2 separate regions of the Homo sapiens genome follow, and region 1 is linked to region 2. The links are chromatin contacts, found by Hi-C in ENCODE. All regions are on one chromosome and are shown on one strand. The core of a region is the stretch at or near the end of the contact, and the rest is flanking DNA. Distances in the headings are between cores, read along the strand shown. Region 1 holds the start of VWCE (von Willebrand factor C and EGF domains). Region 2 overlaps MS4A15 (membrane spanning 4-domains A15).

Evidence for each region. Hi-C counts contacts between places; a loop is a spot of excess contacts on that map. Pooled maps may share reads with other maps.
Region 1: a map of chondrocyte shows a loop between it and region 2 (2.6-fold over the local background). The contact joins the promoter of VWCE here to the enhancer-like site in region 2. A Hi-C loop is called at or near these places in 1 of 168 maps with a recorded cell type or tissue (chondrocyte) and 8 of 50 pooled maps.

Annotation. Positions count from the first base shown.
Region 1 is chr11:61,293,589-61,298,358 of GRCh38, reverse strand. VWCE (von Willebrand factor C and EGF domains) reads left to right here and starts at 3,043. Exons shown (of 20, transcript NM_152718.2): 1 at 3,043-3,431. The coding sequence starts at 3,322. RefSeq lists silencers at 2,964-3,033, 3,214-3,523, 3,964-4,223 and an enhancer at 3,290-3,992.
Region 2 is chr11:60,772,344-60,777,016 of GRCh38, reverse strand. It overlaps MS4A15 (membrane spanning 4-domains A15), which reads right to left. Exons shown (of 7, transcript NM_001098835.2): 5 at 3,533-3,625; 6 at 3,067-3,180; 7 at 284-1,412. The coding sequence ends at 1,302. Among named protein-coding and RNA genes, the nearest start is that of MS4A10, 11 kb to the left of the region's middle. RefSeq lists enhancers at 686-1,315, 1,316-1,945, 1,946-2,577 and a silencer at 1,460-1,579. Within about 2 kb of position 1,461, at least 2 of the 41 ENCODE cell types and tissues checked have a DNase peak (open chromatin) inside an H3K27ac peak, as active enhancers do.

The DNA of each region.
Region 1 (4,770 bases), core at 1,794-4,293, 520 kb before region 2:
TGTCATAATCAGAAAGACAGAATGTGGTGGGATGATCATTCTGGGGCACTTTTGTGGTCTGACCTGCAGCTGCTGAGACCTGCTATTGAGAAGAAGGTTGTCAATGACTTGTCTTGAATTTGGAAGCCTGTGGAGTCCTTGCTATGTTTTGCTGATTTTTTGTTTTGTACACTCTTGGGTGTATTCACTCGGGATTGAATTCCAACTTTGGAAACTGATGTTCTGCTGCCATACTCCCACATCCCCTCTTAAACACCATTAATCACCTCTCTAGGGGTGAAAGGTTGTCTTTGGAGCGTGGCTGTAGCCAACTGGAACAGCTCCATTCCATGTAGGCGCTGATGAACTAGCATCACTCCAGGCCTCTGCACGAAGGGACCTTTGGGAGAATAATAGAAACACTGACTCATCACATGACCATTTGAAGGGATCACAAGCCAGAGGCTGTCATTCTGCAGCCAACAACAACTTGGATCCTCCACCCTCGGTGGAGGGTCCCTTTTGTTACTGAGAAACCACAAGCCACAGAAGTGGGAAGAAACACAGGAACTGCAATCAAGGGATATGCCCGAACTAGTCTTGAACAATAGTAAGTTAGAGACTCTGTGTCCAAACTGAGAAACCTCAGGGTCAAACAAAAAGACAAGAAAAACAAAAACCAAACTAAAGGGGAAAATGTTGATAGGAGCAAGGTGAATGCCATAAGGTCACAGAAACTTTATGGGGAAATGAAAGAAATGCCAGGGGCAGTTTGGACGTTGTTTGGAGATTCACTAACAGGAATTTACTGTGTACTAAGTATCCTAAATTCCTTAGGGTAGATGTGGGTTTTCTTCAAGCACAAAGTTGCATCTCAGCTATTCCAGCTGCTCATTGGCCAATATGGAGCAAACTCTGCCAGGGAGTGAGTTTTACAGGGTGAGGTGGAGCAGGTGGGGCTCCATAATGTAGCTAAGAACAGAGGTAGCTGAGGTGTGCTGGAGTGTGAGAAGATGGCATGAAATATGGAAGCCATGTGGACACTTGTTCTGTGTATGCCTGTTGAAAATTTGGGTAGCTCCCCTAGGGCCAGGAAAAAAGAGCACCTATTTGACATTGGTGGTTTAGGGGCAGTGGAGGGGGAAAGTGTAACCTTCAGATGTTTGGGGCAAGAGAGAAAGATGCCTTAGGATTCCGAGGGTCCTTGGGACTCAGAATGGATATGACGGAAATTGCATTCATCTTATGTTACAGAATATTTTGGCTCCTACTTGTTGAGAATATGTTGACAAGAAAATGGGCCAAAACAAACAAGGTGAGATACGGCCTCAAGGTGAATGTCTGCAAAAATGTAGCCACAAGCCGGGTGCGGTGGCTCACGCCTGTAATCCCAGCACTTTGGGAGGCTGACGTGGGTGGATCATTTGAGGTCAGGAGTTCAAGACCAGCCTGGTCAACATGGTGAAACCCCGTCCCTACTAAAAATACAAAAATTACCTGGGCATGGTGATGTGCGCCTGTAGTCCCAGCTACTCGGGAGGCTGAGGAAGGGGAATTGCTTGAACCCGGGAGATGGAGGTTGCAGTGAGCCGAAATCGTGCCACTGCATTCCAGCCTGGGCGACAGAGAAAGACTCCATCTAAAAAAAAAAAAAAAAAAATGGGGCCACACAGCTTCAGGTAGGGAGACCACTTGGCAGCTTGTGTTTAAATAACATAAAAGCACAACAAAAAATGCCTGCTTTTTTTCGTTCTTTTTTTTTTTTGAGATGGAGCCTTGCTCTGTCGCCCAGGCTGGAGTGCAATGGTGCAATCTTGGCTCACTGCAACCTCTGCCTCCTGGGTTCAAGTGATTCTCCTGCCTCAACCTGAGTAGCTGGGAATACAGGCGCCCGCCACCATGCCCAGCTAATTTTTGTATTTTTAGTAGAGATGGGGCGTCACCATATTGGCTAGGCTGGTTCTGGAACTCCTGACCTCAGGTGATCCGCCCACCTCAGCCTCCCAAAGTGCTGGGATTACAGGTGTGAGCCACCGCGCCCGGCCACCTGTGGTTTTTCTTTACTGCAAACTCAATGTGTCATAATTAACATCATGGGGTTGCCAAAAACGTAATATTAGGGTGCATTAGTAAAAGTATGGTGTCTGCAGGAAGGAGGCACGAGTCCAGGCCACCGCTGGTACGCCATGTCCATTTGTGGCCACCAATGTTAAGCACCTCAGTAAAGGCAGAGGTAGCAGGAAGGCCAAAGGAACAGGGATTGTTCAACTGGGAAGTGAAGACACTTTAAAACAAATGTGGTTCAAAACTGGATTGGGCCGCTTCTTAACAGATAGTGAGTTTCTTACCCCTGGAAGTATTTAAGCAAAATCTTGACTAATTGTGGGTGGCTAAGGGAAAGATTACTGCATGGAGCAGAAGGTAAAATCAGTTATCCTTTCAGCTTTCTCCCAGCGGGATGATTTTGATTTCCGCACCCCTTCTTTGCCTAAATCCCTAGGCAGCCCCCCAGTCTCTGACCACGGCCTGGGGCAGCTGCAGAAGGGGCAAAGAGGAGCCTTCCAGATCTGCTGCTGCCTCTCCACTGCCAACGGCGCCAGCTGCTTCCTGGTCTTGCCACCAGCAGTCGGGAGGCCGGCCATCTGCCCCCTGGGTGCCCAGAGGAGCCCGGGGCTTCAAAAGTGGCTAGGGCCCCAGGCCAGGGAGCGGTTGGACCCACAGATCAACGCACTCCGGCGTTAGGGTGCAGACCTTCTGGCAGGCTGGGGGCAGGCCTAGAACTGCTCAGCGGCACAGCGACCTGGCGTCGTGGGTTCGAATTTCCACGGTTCCCACCTCGTCACAACAAGGCGTCTCGGGTCCCACCGACAGGGGCCATGCCCGGGGCGCGCAGCCTCTGGTGCTAGCCTTGTTCCCGAAGTCTGTTTCCTCCCGGGGCCTCGGTCTGACGCCTTCAGTCAGCGCTTCGCAGGAAGCCGACTCCCAAACCGGGGCAGGGGGTGTGGGCCGAGGGCGAAACCCCGCCCCCAGGGGTCCCTGATCTTTGCCCCCGCCCCGGGCTCCGCGCCTCTCGGAGAGGCATCAGCAGGCGGGCGGCGTTGCCTTTGTGTGTTTCGCTTCGAGGTGCCAGAGACCCTCCCCACAATCGTCCGCCGCGTCCCCTCGCGGCCCTCGGCCCCTCCTCTCGGCGTCCCAAGCCCCCCTGCTCAGCTCTGCGTGCCATTTCGGGGATCGCTGGTTCGCTCCCCACGGCGCCAGGAGGAGGGGCGAGGGCCGGCAGCCCCCTCTCCCGCGCGCGGCGCAGGAGCCGAGCCCAGCCCGGGGGACCCGCCGCCGCCGGTCATGTGGGCCGGACTGCTCCTTCGGGCCGCCTGTGTCGCGCTCCTGCTGCCGGGGGCACCAGCCCGAGGCTACACCGGGAGGAAGCCGCCCGGGCACTTCGCGGCCGAGAGGTAAGCGCCCGGAGCTCCTCCCCGCTCCCCCGCCCGGGAGAGCGCTACCGGCGTGCAGTCGAGAGGCGCGGAGGGGCGCTCAGGAGCCGCAGGCAGCCGCGTGTCGGGGCTTCCTCTGGGGTGCTATCAGCGCGGGCACAGCTCGGGGACGGCACAAAGAGTCAGCAACTTGTGCCTCTAGGCGGGTGCTCATCGTGCCCCCCTGGCTGGGGCTGTCCAGACTGGGACCTGGGAGATCGGAGGTCCAGGCGTTGGGTGACTCCTAATGTGCCCTGGAGCGCGGACCTCTGGAGAGGGGAGCCCAGGACGTGCCATCTGGTCTCCGGACTGGCTGGCTCACCCCCCAGCGTGCCCGTGGCTCTGCCCGGGCAGCGCCTGGCCTCCCCTGCCGCGCGGGGCTTTCCCTGGGTCTTGGCCCTACGAACTTCATGGACCTTGGAACAGCCGGGGTCTCTGGGTCACTTTTCGTTTTCTGTCCGTGCGTGTGCGCGCGTGGGGGTGGGGTGCATGCCCCTCCGCTGTCTTTCGCGATGGATGCCGCCCTCCGCACGTGCTTTCCCCCGGGCCGCGGTGGGGCCGTGCGCGTGTGTGCGTGATGCTCGGAGCTAGGGAACACTGTGTCAGCAGGCGGCCTGGCCCGCGGCCACGTCCTCCGGGGGGCGCGCAGCGGGGGCGGCCCGGCCAGGCTTGTAGCTCACACGTGTGTTCCACAGCCACCGCCAGTTCCTGCTCAGAACCTGCCCCGACTCCCCGGCGTTCCACAGGCTCCCACCACCTGTCCCTCTGTCACCAGCCCTAGGAGGCTCCTTAGGGCGCTCTGGCGGGTGCTCGGTCCCTGCCCACCTGAGAGTTCGACTCCATCAGCCTCCCTGGGCACCCTTTTATCTGCCGCCTTGGTGGCACTGCCTGTCCGTTTCTGAGAGTCCCAAGGCTCCGCTCATTCGCCCGGTCCCCTCCTTCTCAGGCTGCTGCCATAATCACTCCAGCAAGGGGGTGGATGAGACTTCACTGCCAGCTCCCGCCAGCAGGAGGGCCCCCCCTTTCTTCTGTGATGACCTCAGAGAGGGAAAAAGGCCCCAGGGACAGCTTTCCTCAGACTTTTGTGTGCTGCCATTGCACCCTGAGCTTCCCTTTCCGGAATACTTGTCACATTTTGGCACAGATTTTTCTCCCCAAGAACACGCTAAGTTTGCCTTGTCCCATGTCCCCAGTGCCCAGCGCAGAGTGGGTGCTTTACAAAGTGCCTGCCTCGCAGAATCATCTTCCCTCCGCTCTGAACATTGGTGGAACACCATTGGGAAGGGGTTTCTTGTCCCTTTTCTGTTGCGGTGGGGTTGGA
Region 2 (4,673 bases), core at 212-2,711:
GTTTGGATCCCAGTTTTGCTCCTAACTAGCTCGGTGGCCTTGGGCATATAATTTAACACCTTTAAGCTTCAGTGTCCTTAGTTGTGGAGTGGGGATATGAAGGCATGTTTGTTTGAACCGAGATGGGGACAGAGTAAGTGTAAGGATTACACCACACAGAGCGAGGCACCCAGAGGTGCCCTTTTGTGACAGTGGGATAGTTACCCAGGTCCTCTGATAAACATGGGATGACCCTTGGAAGCCCCTGAGGTTAAAAAGAAAAAGTCATTGCAACAAGACCAGCTCAAAATTTAAGCCACATGGTTTATTTCCTTCTGTGGTGTGGATGAGACAAGCCATCTCATCTACCAGGCCTGGTGAACACCAGGCTGACAGTGTCTCCTTGTCCCCTGGAGACGAAGCCCAGGTCCTGTGGTAACCTTCTGTGGTAGCCTTGTCCTTGGGCTATGGGGGTGGGGAAGGGAGTGCTGAGAGGCACAGGGAGGTCCCAAACTGCCACTGCTGTGCCCCTGTCGATGCTGACTGTGGTGGTGCCTCAGGAGTGGGCTGGCGGCAGCTCTCCCCTGCAACCTCCCCTCCATTGGGAGATGGTAGGGGGTGGGGGGCGGGGCCAATGCTGACTTCATATTACAGACAAGGAAAATGAGGGTTTCCAGGAAGCAGGGGGACAATGCCTGGCCTAGACCCAGGACTTCAGGGAGCCTGGGGAGCTGGAAGGGCCTGATGAACCTTATCTGGTTCAACACTCTAGTTTCCAAATAGGAAACCTGAGTTCCATGGATGTGGCAACAGATGACAAAGGACAGAGCTGATCTTGGGGCCAGGAGACCTGCGGCCAGGCCACTACCCTGCTGTGAGGCCTTGGCCTGGTATCGGCACCTCTGTGGAATGCCAGAGTCAGACTCTTCCATTCTGGAGGATTCCGGGCTCTCTGACCTTCCCGAGGCCCGAGGGTCAGGGCAGGCCTCGAACCTGAGTCTCCAATGAGGCCAGGATTTCCCCAATGAGCAGAGAAATGCTTAGATGCACAAGGTGGGTGTCCTGGAAGGGTGACAGGGCTCAGGGAGCTGAAGGACACACACCCCTGACGTCAGCCCGGTGTCTTTTAGAAAGAAAGCACTGGGGAAAGTGTGGGAGAGATGTCCCTGGGGACACTTCACTCAGATGCCGGAGTATGTGTAGATGTGGTGAGGGAGGGCAGCTGGGATGGGGCTGGCCCCTGATGAACAAGGTGGGGGTGGGGAGAGGCTGGGCCCAGAGGGAAAAGGCTGGACTCCACCCGCAGGTGCCACATCTGCTACTCAGACGACTCCTTGGGCATATGCCACATTGTCATAGGCAGGGGGCGCAGAGGCTGCCGGGCTGGGGATGTTGAAGTCTGCGCTGAAGGCGTTTGGCAGGAAGATCACAGGCTGCAAAGAAAACAGCACTGAGCGTCCTGGAGGACGCTGGAGCTTCAGGGTAGTGGTTCAATAGTGCCCCCTTGTGGGTAATCTGAGAACAGCGCCCTGGTACTGAATTCCGCAAGTCTGAATCGCATGCTCAGGGCTCTCCGTGCAACCAATATTTCAAACAACATTTACTGGGGCCAGCTATGATCCAGGCATTGGGAGTACAGCAGTGAACAAAACAGACAAAAGTCCCATTTCTCCAGGCGCTAACGTTCTGCTGTTCTTTTTTTTCTTTTCTTTTTTTTTTTGAGACAGAGTTTTGCTCTTGTTGCCCAGGCTGGAGTGCAATGGCGTGATCTCGGCTCACTGCAACCTCCGCCTCTTGGGTTCAAGCTATTCTCCTGCCTCAGCCTCCCGAGTAGCTGGGATTATAGGCGCCTGCCACCATGCCCAGGTAATTTTTTGTATTTTTAGTAGAGACGGGGTTTCATCATGTTGGCCAGGCTGGTCTTGAACTCCTGACCTCAGATGATCTGCCCGCCTCGGCCTCCCAAAGTGCCGGGGTTACAGGCATGAGCCACCACGTCCGGCTCTGCTGTTCTTTCTCTCCCGACTGCCCTGGCCTGGTTCAGGACTTCGCTCTCTCTTGCCTGCACCGTGGCACCAGCCTCCTTGCAGCTTCCTGGCCTCGAGCCCCGCTTGTCCACCCTCTCCACCTTCCGGCACTGGACAAATCCTCTTGACTGATTTCCCTCAACCAGCTCACTCCCCTGCTCAGACCTTCAATCCCCTCACCCTCAATGCATCCCATCGTGCACCTGCCAAGGGCACCCCACCCTGTGGCCTGCATTTGCCTGCCCGAGGCAGCCTTTGCTCCAACTGGTTCCCCTGCCTTGAACACTCCCTCCAGCCCCTTTCTGTCATCACTGTCCTCCATTTTTTTTGGAAATCAAAGCTTAATTTCCATCTCTATCATGCTGCCCTCCCTGATGCCCCTGTCTCCCATGTGGCCTGGGAACTCCAAAAAGTCTCACTCCTCTGGGTGCAGCACTGCCCCCATGCCCTGAGCCTGGGCCTTCTATTCTGCAAGGCTGCCTGTGGGGCTGCACAGAGCAGTGGCCCTGTGGGTGCTGGTGCACCCAGTGCCACGGGGAGAGCAGTCCTGTCTTCACTGACCTGCGAAGACGTCTTTGGTTTTGTTTTGGTTTTAGAGACAGCCTTCCTCTGTCACCCAGGCTGAAGGGCAGTGGTGTGATCATAGCTCACTGCAGCCTCAACCTCCTGGGCTCAAGCGATCCTCCTGCCTCAGCCTCCCAACTAGCTAGGAGTACAGGCACGTACCATCACACATGGCTAATTAAAAATACATTTTTTTTTGTAGCGATAGGATCTTTTTATGTTGCCCAGGCTTGTCTCAAACTCCAGGGCTCAAGAGATCCTCCCATCTCATTTTTCAAAGTGCTGGGGTTATGGGTGTGAGTCACCATGCCCAGCCCAAAGACTTCTTTGGGCCCCCTGACATGGATGGGACACCCTTCCTAGCGCTGTCTCTTCTTATTGCTTCCCAGAGTGCAGAGGGAGGGGTCTGGAGGCAGAGCGCGCTCCCAGCCAACTGCCTTCCACACAGGCTCAGCTCAGGTTTAGTGGACGTGGGGGTGGGGGTGGGGGTACTCACTGCACTGGCCTGGGCATGGATGGCTTGGCACCCGAAGTGCATGGCAATGACCGCTGTGAAGAACTCCAGGACAGTGAAGATAGTAAGCACGGCCAGATAGCCCCTGTCCACATCCTGGGGACCAAAACCCACAGAAAGGTGAGCCCAGAGTTCTAGAGTAAGGGGGTCCCCCGAGTGAGAACCACTTGCCCAAGGTCATGCGGCTAGTTGGGAGCAGAGCTGTGCCTGGAGCCAGTCCCCCTGCCGCCAGTCCTGCACCCTCCCCTTCACCCTGCAGGCTGCCTCCTTGCTCCTTCTGATGCCTATCTTGGGGAAGGCTCAGAGGATCCATGGATTCATGGGGTCTATAGGGACTGGCAGGCCCTGCCAACGTCCTGGCGCTGCAAACTCTCACCTCCCTACCCTCCTGGACATGGCTGCATCATTTTCCAAGTTTTCCCACCCCGAGGGCCATCTGACAACGCACCCGGTTGGTAACACCAAAATCCATGAGCAGAATGGCTGTCCCAGCAAAGGCCGCCATGACGCTGAGGATGTTGGTGCCCAGGCTGCTCCTCACCTGCAGAGAGCAGAGAGACAGGAGCAGAGGGAATAGGCAAAGAGAAGGAGAAAAGGCAGGGGCTGTGGCTCAGCTGCCCAGCCCCCAGCACGCTGCCTCCCACAGCCAAGGAGGCAGTGGCCACACCACCCTGCACACAGCTGTGTTCTCATTGACTGCTCCCCTTTTCTCTTCTCCTCCCCTGGGACCTCGGGAGGAGGTCTTGTTGTCTCTCTTTCCTTCTCTCGTCTTCTTGGAAGCTGCTAGGGAGAAGGGCACCACCTCCTTTACAGCCTTTCTGGGTGGAGTTTGCAGCCTCCAGCTTACCCCGTACTGTGGCTCCCTCTCCCCCAGGCCCAGCACCTCGCAGGAGAAGCTGCAGCTGAGGCCTGCTCAGGGGCATGGGTTGGGGGAGGCTCTTTGCTGTGGACACTGAGGCCTGGTTGGGAGAGGGGTTGAGTTCATTTCTATGAGGTTCCAGGAAGTGGCTGGCGGAGTGAGGCACTGCAGACACTGGTGGGGCACCAGGCAGGGGAGACAGGAGAGGCAGGAGCTGAAGGTCTGAAGTCTGGGTGGGCTGAGAGGCCTAGGACTCCAGGGTCTAAAGAGCGTGCAGGGCAAGTGACTCCTGGGGTGGTCCAGGCAGCCACCCAGGGGTCACCATCCCCGTGCAGCCCGAACCTGACGGTCTCGTGACCCGTAGCTGGAGCCTTCTGGTTAAACTGCCCCAAGGGGAAACATTCATGGGTGGGCTGGGGACTCTAGGACCTCTTCAGGTTTAAAGACCCCTGATTCTTCTTTTTAAATGGCAATCAGGAGGTCATTGAGATCAGAACAGCCTCACAAGAAATCCATTAATTGATTAAGCCAAAAGCTTTTATTGAGCACCTACTGCATGCCAGGCACTATGCAAAGTGCTGTGAGTCCAGGAGAGAGTAAGTCAGGTCTTGTCCTCCTGGAGCTCACAGCCCGGGGGACACTGGGTTTGGTCCGGAGAGTCCTCGCTTCTAGTCCTGCCCCTCCACAACCCATTCTCTGCCCAGCACCTGGGATACCTCTCAAGTATGGA